2 separate regions of the Homo sapiens genome follow, and region 2 is linked to region 1. Evidence: chromatin contacts called from ENCODE Hi-C or POLR2A ChIA-PET data. All regions are on one chromosome and are shown on one strand. Each heading gives the region's core, a stretch centred on a gene start or an enhancer-like site at or near the end of the contact. The rest is flanking DNA. Distances are from core to core; before and after follow the strand shown.

Region 1 (4,917 bases), core at 1,157-3,656:
CGGCATCCTAGGGTGGCTGGGGGTCGCTGCCTTCTTGCTTCCCCACCCCCTGAGCCCCTTGTCCCTTCGCCCGACCCTGGCCCCCATTCCTTATTTTGATGTTGCCTTCCTGGAAAGGGAGGTGTCGTCAGAAGTCAGAATGTGAAGCCCCGGGCAGCCGAGGGCAGAGGCAGGGGTAGGCTTGTGAGGCCTCCTGTTCTGGGAAGAAAAGGGCATCATGAGCCCAAAATGGGGCTCAGGGCTGTTGTCACCAGTGAGGGAACAGCACGGCTCAAAATGTGACAAATAACCCTGCAGGCGGTGGGGCCCCCGCTGCCTCCGCCCCTCCTGAAAACAGATCCCTGCCCGGCATGAATGGGAATGAAGCCCAAAGGCCACATCTGCATCCTTGTCCACGGGATGTGTGTGTCTTCCCTCCCTGGAGTGGGAGCTGCTTCTCACTTGTTTTTTTAAATTTTTTATTTCAATATTTTCTGGGGTACAGGTAGTTTTTTTGGTTACCTGGATAAGTTCTTTAGTGGTGATTTCTGAGATTTTAGCGCACCTGTCACCTGAGGATGGGTGCCAACTGCCCCCCACCAACCTCCGTGCCCCCTACAGTCCGCTGAGCCCTAGGACCAGCTCCAGAGTAGGCCCCACACCACAGGGTCCAGGCAACACACCTGTGTGAGCATGCACATACACACACACACACACCCCCCACAAACACGTGTGCCCCAAGCCTTTCCCAGTTATACCCCCCAACTTTGGGGAGACACTAGCCCCAAAGTTAATGAAGGACTCTGTCGTTAGGGGCTCAGGAAGAGTATTTCCTAAACCATGAGACTCCCAGATTTTGCCCCACTCCCCCCGGGTCAGTCTCTCTCCAGCCACCCTCACCAGCATGCGGGCCCATGGGCCTCAAGCTGACCTCAGGTGATGTTTATATTTCTGAGCTGTTTATTCCATGAACTGAACATCTGACAGCTTTTCAGAGAAATGTTTTTTCATTTGGAACATCTGGAAACAAGAAAGAACATCTGGGGCTGCCCGGAACGGGCTGTTCCTCGGATGAAACCTTAACCCTCCTGCCCCTGACTTCCGTGGCTCAGGTCCTGGCCTGCACCCCTTGAGAGTGGCCCCCACCTTATCAGGTCCGAGGCCTAGGCCAAGATCTAAAGAGGGACCACCCAGACCCTCTGCCTTCCAACCATGGCATGGGAGGTGGTTCTGCTTCTCCCTAAATCCAGACAGACCTGCCCCAGCACAGACTGGAAAACGGAGGGTTGTGAGGAGAGTGAGAGGTGGACAGAGGGCACCGACGATTTAGCATCTCTTCCTCTCCTGGGGGTCGAGGATGAGAGACAAAAAAGAAGCTGCCAGGAAACATAAAATTCAGAGGGCTCAGCTGCAGGGCTGAGGTCTGCAAGCATGCTGTGTACACTTGTGCATGTTGTGCCCTGCACAAGGGCATCTCTGAAGGGGCTGCATTGGACCCAGGGGCAGGGGCGCAAAGGTGAGTTTATATCAGTTCCTGAGCACTGTGGCTCCATCCAGCACTCTGAGGACAGGCAGGATACAGCTGGAGGACCTGAGGGCTCCCCCACACCAGCTCCTGTTCCCTGCCCAAGACCCCCTGGACCTGCAGACAACAATTCAACGCACTCAGAGTCCCACAGTTAAGAACTCCCTGAAGAAGCCCCCAGTGGCTGCGTGGTGGATTTTCGCAAAGCTGTCTCCACCTACATCCACCCTGTTTGGCAGCCCCTACATACTCTTTCACAGCATGAGGAAGGGAGGCCTCTCACCAAGACCTGGACTGAATCTTCTCCCAGTGGCTGCCACACTTGACCTGCTCTTGCTCCAGAACCTCTGTGGCTCCCATCCTCCACAGGGTCAACTTCCAACATGGCTGCCTGCACTCCAGCCAAGAGGCTCTGCTCTGGGCCCCTCCAGATGCCTGACCTGGGTCTGTGGCTGCCCTGTCCTTCTTCAGTGCTCCTCTTCCCGCTGGGTGAGGAATAGTTCAGGACAGAGGAGCTAAGTTCAGGTTCATTCATAGGACAGGTGCCTATTTCGCTCACGGCCCAGGAATAGAGACTTGCCGGGCTCGGCCCTTCGGGGAGTTGGCAGACGGCAGAGGGGAGGCTGGCTGGCCCAGGGGATGACCACCGGTGGGGTAAGCACAGACAGAGGGGAGCACAGGCTTCCCCCAGAAGACTGAGAGGCCCCCCAGAGGCATCCACAGAGGACCCCAGCTGTGCTGCCCAAGCTGGGCGACCGCCAAACCTTAGCGGCCCAGCTGACAAAAGCCTGCCCTCCCCCAGGGTCCCCGGAGAGCTGGTGCCTCCCCTGGGTCCCAATTTGCATGGCAGGAAGGGGCCTGGTGAGGAAGAGGCGGGGAGGGGACAGGCTGCAGCCGGTGCAGTTACACGTTTTCCTCCAAGGAGCCTCGGACGTTGTCACGGGTTTGGGGTCGGGGACAGAGCGGTGACCATGGCCAGGCTGGCGTTGTCTCCTGTGCCCAGCCACTGGATGGTGGCGTTGCTGCTGCTGCTCTCAGGTACAGAACCCACGACGAGGCCTGTGGGGTTTGCTCTCATCTCCAGCTGTCTGGGCCCTGCGGCTCTGCCTCCTGCTTGCTCCACCCTCCTCCTCTGTCTCTCACTCTTTACCGCCTGTCTCCCTCTCATGGCCCTGGGGCCTGGGTCTGTGGGTGTCAGCTGCACGTGGTGATGGGCTCAGGAGCCTGTGGCCCCAGTTCCTCTCCTGCCTGGAGAGCATCAGGCTGAGCTGGGCATGAGGAGCAAACCAGAGTTAGCAACCAGGACCGTGGAAGAACTAGGCTCAGGAGGAAGAGAGGCTGAGGGCGGTGCCTGGGGGTCGGGAGGGGAGAGGCTGTCCCAACCGGACCCTGGAAGATGCAAGATCCAAATGTGGTCCCCTCCTCTGGGAGGTGAAAGATCCTCCGGGCTGTGACTTTCTTCCTGTCTCTCTTTAAAAAAAAAAAAAAAAAGAGAGACAGGGTGTCCCTATGTTGCCCAGGCTGGTCTCAAACTCCTGGACCCAAGCGATCCTCCTGTCTTGGCCTCTCAAAATACTGAGATTTCCCTGTCCCTCCTGTCTCATTCAGATGCCTGCTCAAAGCCACCATGAGGGTCAAAGGCAGAAAGGGGGCTGGGGGCAGGGCTTCCGGTACCCCCACCCCATATCTGTCTCCCAAGTACTGGGGGCAGGGAGGACCGAGGGGTCTTGAAGCTGCTGTCATGGAAGGAGGAAGTAGCTCCGGGAACATAGAGGGCATGCAGGGGTGGGGCAGCCCAGGCCAGAGGAGGCCCTGACTGGCCCCGCCCACTTCCTCCCACCCAGCAGCTGAGCCAGTACCAGCAGCCAGATCGGAGGACCGGTACCGGAATCCCAAAGGTCAGTAGCCTCGCCTGCCGCTTCTGAGGGCAAGTTGTGTGCGACTATGTCCTGTGTCCGACTATGGTCCCTGTCCTGGGGGCGGTCCGCCTTCCCACCCTTGCCTGATCTCCCCATCCAGGATTCCCATCCCCAGGCCTCCTTAGGATCTCCTCTGAGCCCCACCCCCAGCCCACTGTCATCCTCATCAGACACATGCCCTCCAGCCTTGGCCACTGAAGGGCTGGGCTAAACTCTGGGTCATAGCAAGGGAGCCTGGGGGTTCCTCTAGGACTCAGGCCCGGGCCTGTCTAGCTGGGAATCTGGCTGAGTCTCGGGTGAGCCCTCCAGTGCAGGGTCACTATGTGAGGGGCTCAGGGATTCCCGGGCAGTGCTCACTAAGAACAAGGCAGTCGAAGCTGGAAAGAGGGTTCTGGAACAAGAAGTGGACCCAGTCCCTGCAGGAGGGAAGAGGGGGATGATAGAGGGAAGTCATGCAGGGAGGGGGTCGACTGAGGAAGGTCTCAGTTGACAGACTAGGAATTTGGCCTTTATCCCTGGAGGAACGGGGGAGACTGAGGATTTCAAGCCTGTGCAGGGCAGCCCAGTGAAAGGAGGGGCCAGGCCTGTGGGCCTCCAGGTCCTGGGGGTGTGGCCTGGGTCAGGCTGTTGTAATGGGCATAGGAAGGAATGGCAAGGTCCCAGGGCTCTTCCAAAGGAAAATCGAAGGGGAGGTGGGGCAGTCGGGAAGAGGTGGAGTCTGAGAGCTTGGCCGTGGCTTCTCATGTGGCTCAGCCTCTCACGTGGCTCTGCTTCCCAACTCCAACCTCAGCCTCCTGCCTGTCCCACACCCTGAGAAGCAAGGACTAAGCCCAGGGAGTCTGTGCCAGCCAGGGCAGGGGCCTGCTGCTGGGGCTGGCACTCAGGAAGATGCCAAGCGGAATGCTGAGCCTGGCCTTGGCACCCACAGGTAGTGCTTGTTCGCGGATCTGGCAGAGCCCACGTTTCATAGCCAGGAAACGGGGCTTCACGGTGAAAATGCACTGCTACATGAACAGCGCCTCCGGCAATGTGAGCTGGCTCTGGAAGCAGGAGATGGACGAGAATCCCCAGCAGCTGAAGCTGGAAAAGGGCCGCATGGAAGAGTCCCAGAACGAATCTCTCGCCACCCTCACCATCCAAGGCATCCGGTTTGAGGACAATGGCATCTACTTCTGTCAGCAGAAGTGCAACAACACCTCGGAGGTCTACCAGGGCTGCGGCACAGAGCTGCGAGTCATGGGTGTGTGCCAGGTGGCTGGGACGCTCCTGTAGCTGTCCGCCCCACCCTAGCCCGGCCTGCCTCTTGTGGTGATGGTCATGGCCCTAGAGCACTCAGGAGAGCCACTGGGACCTGAGGGAGCTGCCCTTGTAGGCCTAAAAGGTGGACTGTGGCCCAGGCTCACAACCCCACCCCTGTCCCCGCAGGATTCAGCACCTTGGCACAGCTGAAGCAGAGGAACACGCTGAAGGATGGTATCATCATGATCCAGACGC
Region 2 (4,917 bases), core at 1,642-4,141, 100 kb after region 1:
GTGCAGAGTGTAGCTGTCATTCCTTAGAGCCACCCGGCAATTGGGTGTCACCTGGGTGAAGGGGGCGAGTTTCAGAAGTGGTACAGTAAGAGCTGACCCCACCACCACCACCACCTCACCTGCTACACTCACATCATTGATGTCAATGTTTTTGTCCACGTCTACAACAAATTTACCTTCAGGATGTACCTAAAGAAACAAGGGCTCATGACCTTCCTTGACAGCCACCAAATCACTAATCCTACCCAGGAAGACCTATGAGAATCCCACAATACCTTGACAGAACACAGAACCCTGTCTCCCGAGGCTACACACAAAGGGGTGGGAATGCAGTGGAGACCGAGCTGGTCCCTGGGGTCATGCTGCTTTTACCTTGACCAACACTTTCTTCTTATCCATGGCCCGGACTACTTCCCCCACATAGGAGCCCTGCTCCTGCAGCAGCTGTAGCTCCTCCCGCAATAGGCGAACTAGATGGCAAACAGACACAGTGGTCACCTAGCTACTCCTTTGGAGTCTCCAGGACCCAATTCTACGTGCATGAGCTAAGCATCACTCTTATTAAAGGAAGGCCAAAGGTCAAAATTCATGTATTTAAGGAGGCTACAATAGGGCTCAGGAAAAAGAGATGCATGTGAAACTACTAGATGATGACAGGGAGAAAACAGTAAGCACTGCTGTGAAGACACAGTGCAGGGAGATAAGGACAGACCTCAGACAAACTGCCCACATGCGGCTTCCCATCTTTCTCCACTCACCTTTAGCATTTAGTTCGTTCCTCTGTGCCTGCAGCCTCCGGAGGTTTTGGCTCTTATCATTCACAATCAGCTGTGGCAGACAAGAGACAAATTCCATTATTCAAGGGCAGGAGACAGGAGGAGGTAGGATCTTGGCCAAGACCTCACAGGTCTGAATGAGCTGAGGGAAGGGCACAGGGCACCTGCATGTTGTTTCAGATTCTCCAGTATGATCCTAATGACCCTGCCCTGTCCTTCAAGAGTCCCTCTGGACCTTACAGCAGCCATCAAAGAAGGCTGCTTGTCCAATACTGGTCCAGGAGTAACAGAATCTAATGGAGAAAAGTTACAGCTGGCTCATGTAACACCAAATTTCTTGCAGGAAGGCAACAACACCTGGTGGAAAGATTGTTAGGTGAGAAACCTGAGTTCTAGCCCAGCCGCTGTCAATCAAAAGCAAAGTAAAGGTAAGACAATCTATTTTTAAAAATCTAGATCTGTTACCAAACGGCACATGGGTATAGCATCAGCTACCCTGCTTCAAGACTACTAAGGTGAACGAATAAAAACACATGAAAAAGCATTCAAAAATGGTAAACTAAACATAATACCTGCAAATGCACTTGGAATTCAGAATTGTCTTTTGTGGCTTTCCCCCATCCAATTTATATTACAGTTGACACTTGAACAACGCAGGGGGTTAGGGTGAAATTGAAAATCCATGGACCTGTCCAAAGTTAAACTACTAACAGCCTACCGTAACAGTATAACGTAACACTAACAGACTACTGTTTATGTTGTCTGTAAGGCTTACTACTGGAAGCCATACCTTACTGCTGGAAGCCTTACTGGTAACACAAACATTTGATTAACAACATAAACGGTCCTTTTTCTATGGTTTAGCGCTTTAGGCTAGGGCTCTGGGTTGCCCAATTTCTTTCATTCAGTCTCTATGGAATTAGCATTGTCCAGATCCCTCAATGATGCCCTTCCTCACATTCTCACTTCACCCTCACCCAACCTCTTGGTGATAAATTTCAACTCCTGAGCTTATGTTTCCCTTTTATAAGAATCCTTTTCATTCGGGCTTCTTCCAAAAGGGTTGACCTTTGGCTAGAGGTACCTTTACTATTAAGATTTGACTCGAAGATGTGTAACAAACTGTGAACACTAAGACCCTCAAAGAGATGGGACTGGAGGAGAACAAGAGATTGCTTACTTCTGATACATACACCCTACTAGCTAAGAAACAAACAAGAAAGGAGAAGCAGCAGCTTCTTCCACTGCACTCCCAAAGGAATTAGATGGATTTGTGGAAGTCCGTTTCCATCCCCCATCATCACCCTTCCTAGCTCCCTCTGGAGTCCGTCCTCACCTGGAGTTCTTCAATCTTGGACAGATAATATTGGCGGAGTCCGCTGCCTGCCTTCCCCTCCTCCAGCTCCATCTGAAGACACAGAGTGAGTCTTAAACGACAGGTTAAACATCCGAGGGGGTAAAGCCACTTGCAGGGCACTTTGAATAAGGCTTGACACCAGGTAGCTTTGCGTAGTAGAAAAAGTTTGGACTTCGGAGGCTCAGGATCTGGGTTCTAATCCCTCCCTCCCTTGGAACCCTCCATTTTCCCAGGACTAAAATAAAAGAATGGGAACGCCGCCTACCTCATACGACTTTTAGGAGGACCGAGAGGCGATATGATATAGACGGGGGGCGCTTTGCACTGCGTGAAGTGCTCTACAAGCCCGAGGTGTCAGTACTGACGAAGGAGCCAGCGGAACGGAGCCAAAGGACTGGCGTCCCGTCTCCTGCGACCCGTGGGCCGGCCATTCCCGCGCCCATCGCTTCCCTCACTCACTCCGCTTCTACCGCGTCTTCCTCTCCCAGCCTTGCCCTGACTCACCGAGGGCGGCGCTGACACAGCAGATCCGGTCGCAGGCAGCGTCCAGCATGGACTGGTCCAGGCACCTCCGACCCACCCGACGCTCCTGCCCCGGCCCGCTCTCCACTCAGATCACGCTCGCTCCGCACCCAGCCCCGTAACCTGCCGGGCCGCCACTGCACCCGCCATACCTGCTCTGGTCCGTCAAGCGCCATCTTCTCTCTTCAGCAGAGACCGCCGGCATCCGAGCCGTCTTGGCGCGCAAGCGCGGAAGCGGAGGATTGGGACCTGAAGACCAGGCAGAGAAGAATTCCGGGTCAATGGGCGGGGTGTGCGGCGAGACCACACTAAGGGAACCATGATGGGAGGGGCGGCTACTCGAGTTCAGGGGCTTTGGAAGGGGATGAGGAAGGAGTAGAACTCCTCCTCAGTGTTGCCTCATTGAAACTCTGTTTATAGTTCTTGTGATATGCCTTCCTAGTCTCAACTTTCAACTTACAAAACCCAAGGACAGAGTATTGAGAACAATCTAGGGCCACACTCAAAATGGCGGAAAACCTCGAGCCAGGGACGCAGGGGACGCAAGCGGAAGCGGAAGTAGTTAGCTGCATACTTGTGCGGTTCCAAGTGTGGAGAAAGCGGCTCTGGGTCTAGGTAGTGTGCGGAGAGGGGCGCGGGGTGGAATTGCTGCGGGAAGTGGGAAACTGGAAGTGGGAAACTGGAAGTGGAATCTGGTGCTCCGGAAAGAGACGTTCCCAACTTCTACTTTCTCCCCAGATTGAGGGATACTCCCCCTTTCCACCATGGGCAAGAAGGGCAAAGTTGGCAAGAGCCGACGAGACAAGTTTTATCACTTGGCGAAGGAGACGGGTGAGTCCGGATTCGCTCAGTCTGCGAGCGAGCGAGCGATCTCTGCCCGGTTCGCCTGCTCTTTGCGACCATTATGTACCTCTCCTGCAGAAGGGGTGGTCGGTTGCGAGGCCGGAGAAATCCTACTAGTGAAGCAGTTTGCGCACTTGGTTGTTTTGTCCAGGTTACCGTTCCCGATCTGCTTTCAAGCTGATCCAGCTCAATCGCCGCTTTCAGTTCCTGCAGAAAGCCCGAGCCTTGCTGGACCTGTGTGCTGCGCCAGGGGGATGGTTCGTAACACTCGCCACAGGTTGCTCCTGGTGGCCGCTTTCTGGGTTCTGAGCTGGGATGGCTTCCAGTTTCACTGCGGGAGGGGAACCCGAATCCCGGTCCTCTTGGGGGCCGTTTCCTTTCTTGATTGCAGAGAAAGGGCTTGGAATACGTGCCTATGATATGCTTTGGCCAGTACACGTAACACCAGGGATGAGAGATCAGTTGCCAAGAGGGGGAAAAGGATGGCTCTAGGTTTTTAAATTTCTGTTCCTTTTATAGGCTGCAGGTAGCTGCCAAGTTTATGCCTGTATCCAGCCTTATTGTGGGTGAGTAACGGACAGCTCTCCTTGGTGTTTTAAGGGGTGGGTGTATAAGGTATTTTGTCCTGTATTTCTCTCCTCCCTGCTTGAAGCAACCTTTTAGAATACTCTGACCTGATTTCTTCCAGGAGTGGACCTGGTTCCAATCAAGCCTCTCCCCAATGTGGTGACTCTCCAGCAGGACATCACAACAGAACGTTGTAGGCAGGTAATAGGAGTCTCTCTCTTCCTTCCCCCTTTATACGGAAACATCTACATCCCTGAAATCCTCTAAAGGCAAGTTTTTCCTTTTTACCGTGCTTTGAGCACGTTCTTGCCTGACATCTGTACGACAAGACCTATGGCATTCGTAGTGTCCACTCCAGGCTTTATTTAGAGTCAGGGATAAAGGTGTTTGGAATTGGGAGAAGGGCAGAGATCTTTAGTGAAGTCTTCTCCTGTGAATTCAGTGTCAGACTGTAATCTCCATGAAGGTAGAGACATACTGTTTTTGTTTACTATTGTATCTCCTGTGCCTGGTACTGCATTTGGCCCATGATGGGCACTCAGCAAATGACTAGATGGACAAATGGCTGAACCAGGGCCATTCCAGTGTTTCTGTTTCCATAGTTCCTTTTCTTCTCTTTAGGCCCTGAGGAAGGAGCTGAAGACCTGGAAGGTTGATGTTGTGCTCAATGATGGGGCCCCCAACGTTGGGGCTAGCTGGGTCCATGATGCTTACTCACAAGGTACAGGGAGTGTGGTGCTTGGAGATCAGGTGATGGTGGAGGTGGGCGCATGCCCTCCTGGGCTGCAGAGTGCGTCAACTAATTGTCTCTATCCTACAGCCCATTTGACACTGATGGCTCTACGTTTGGCT

Evidence for each region. A loop is a pair of places that touch in the nucleus more often than their neighbours do. ChIA-PET counts read pairs that join two places held with the same protein, here RNA polymerase II (POLR2A). Pooled maps may share reads with other maps.
Region 2: a pooled map shows a loop between it and region 1 (4-fold over the local background). The contact joins the promoter of PSMC5 here to the promoter of CD79B in region 1. A Hi-C loop is called at or near these places in 2 of 50 pooled maps. POLR2A ChIA-PET finds 5 or more read pairs at or near these places in 3 of 52 experiments (A549, B cell and GM12878).

Annotation. Positions count from the first base shown.
Region 1 is chr17:63,929,820-63,934,736 of GRCh38, reverse strand. CD79B (CD79b molecule) reads left to right here and starts at 2,406. Exons shown (of 6, transcript NM_000626.4): 1 at 2,406-2,542; 2 at 3,352-3,402; 3 at 4,352-4,663; 4 at 4,849-4,917. The coding sequence starts at 2,476. RefSeq lists enhancers at 751-1,155, 1,730-1,779, 1,790-1,899, 1,756-2,426, 2,400-2,789 and 2 more and a silencer at 3,487-3,556.
Region 2 is chr17:63,825,405-63,830,321 of GRCh38, reverse strand. It overlaps PSMC5 (proteasome 26S subunit, ATPase 5), which reads right to left and starts at 2,891. Exons shown (of 12, transcript NM_002805.6): 1 at 2,808-2,891; 2 at 2,113-2,184; 3 at 759-828; 4 at 373-470; 5 at 133-189; 6 at 1-51. The coding sequence starts at 2,831. It overlaps FTSJ3 (FtsJ RNA 2'-O-methyltransferase 3), which reads left to right and starts at 2,659. Exons shown (of 21, transcript NM_017647.4): 1 at 2,659-3,270; 2 at 3,394-3,486; 3 at 3,650-3,755; 4 at 4,018-4,064; 5 at 4,187-4,266; 6 at 4,687-4,786; 7 at 4,886-4,917. The coding sequence starts at 3,420. RefSeq lists enhancers at 2,501-2,550, 2,931-3,210, 2,347-3,546.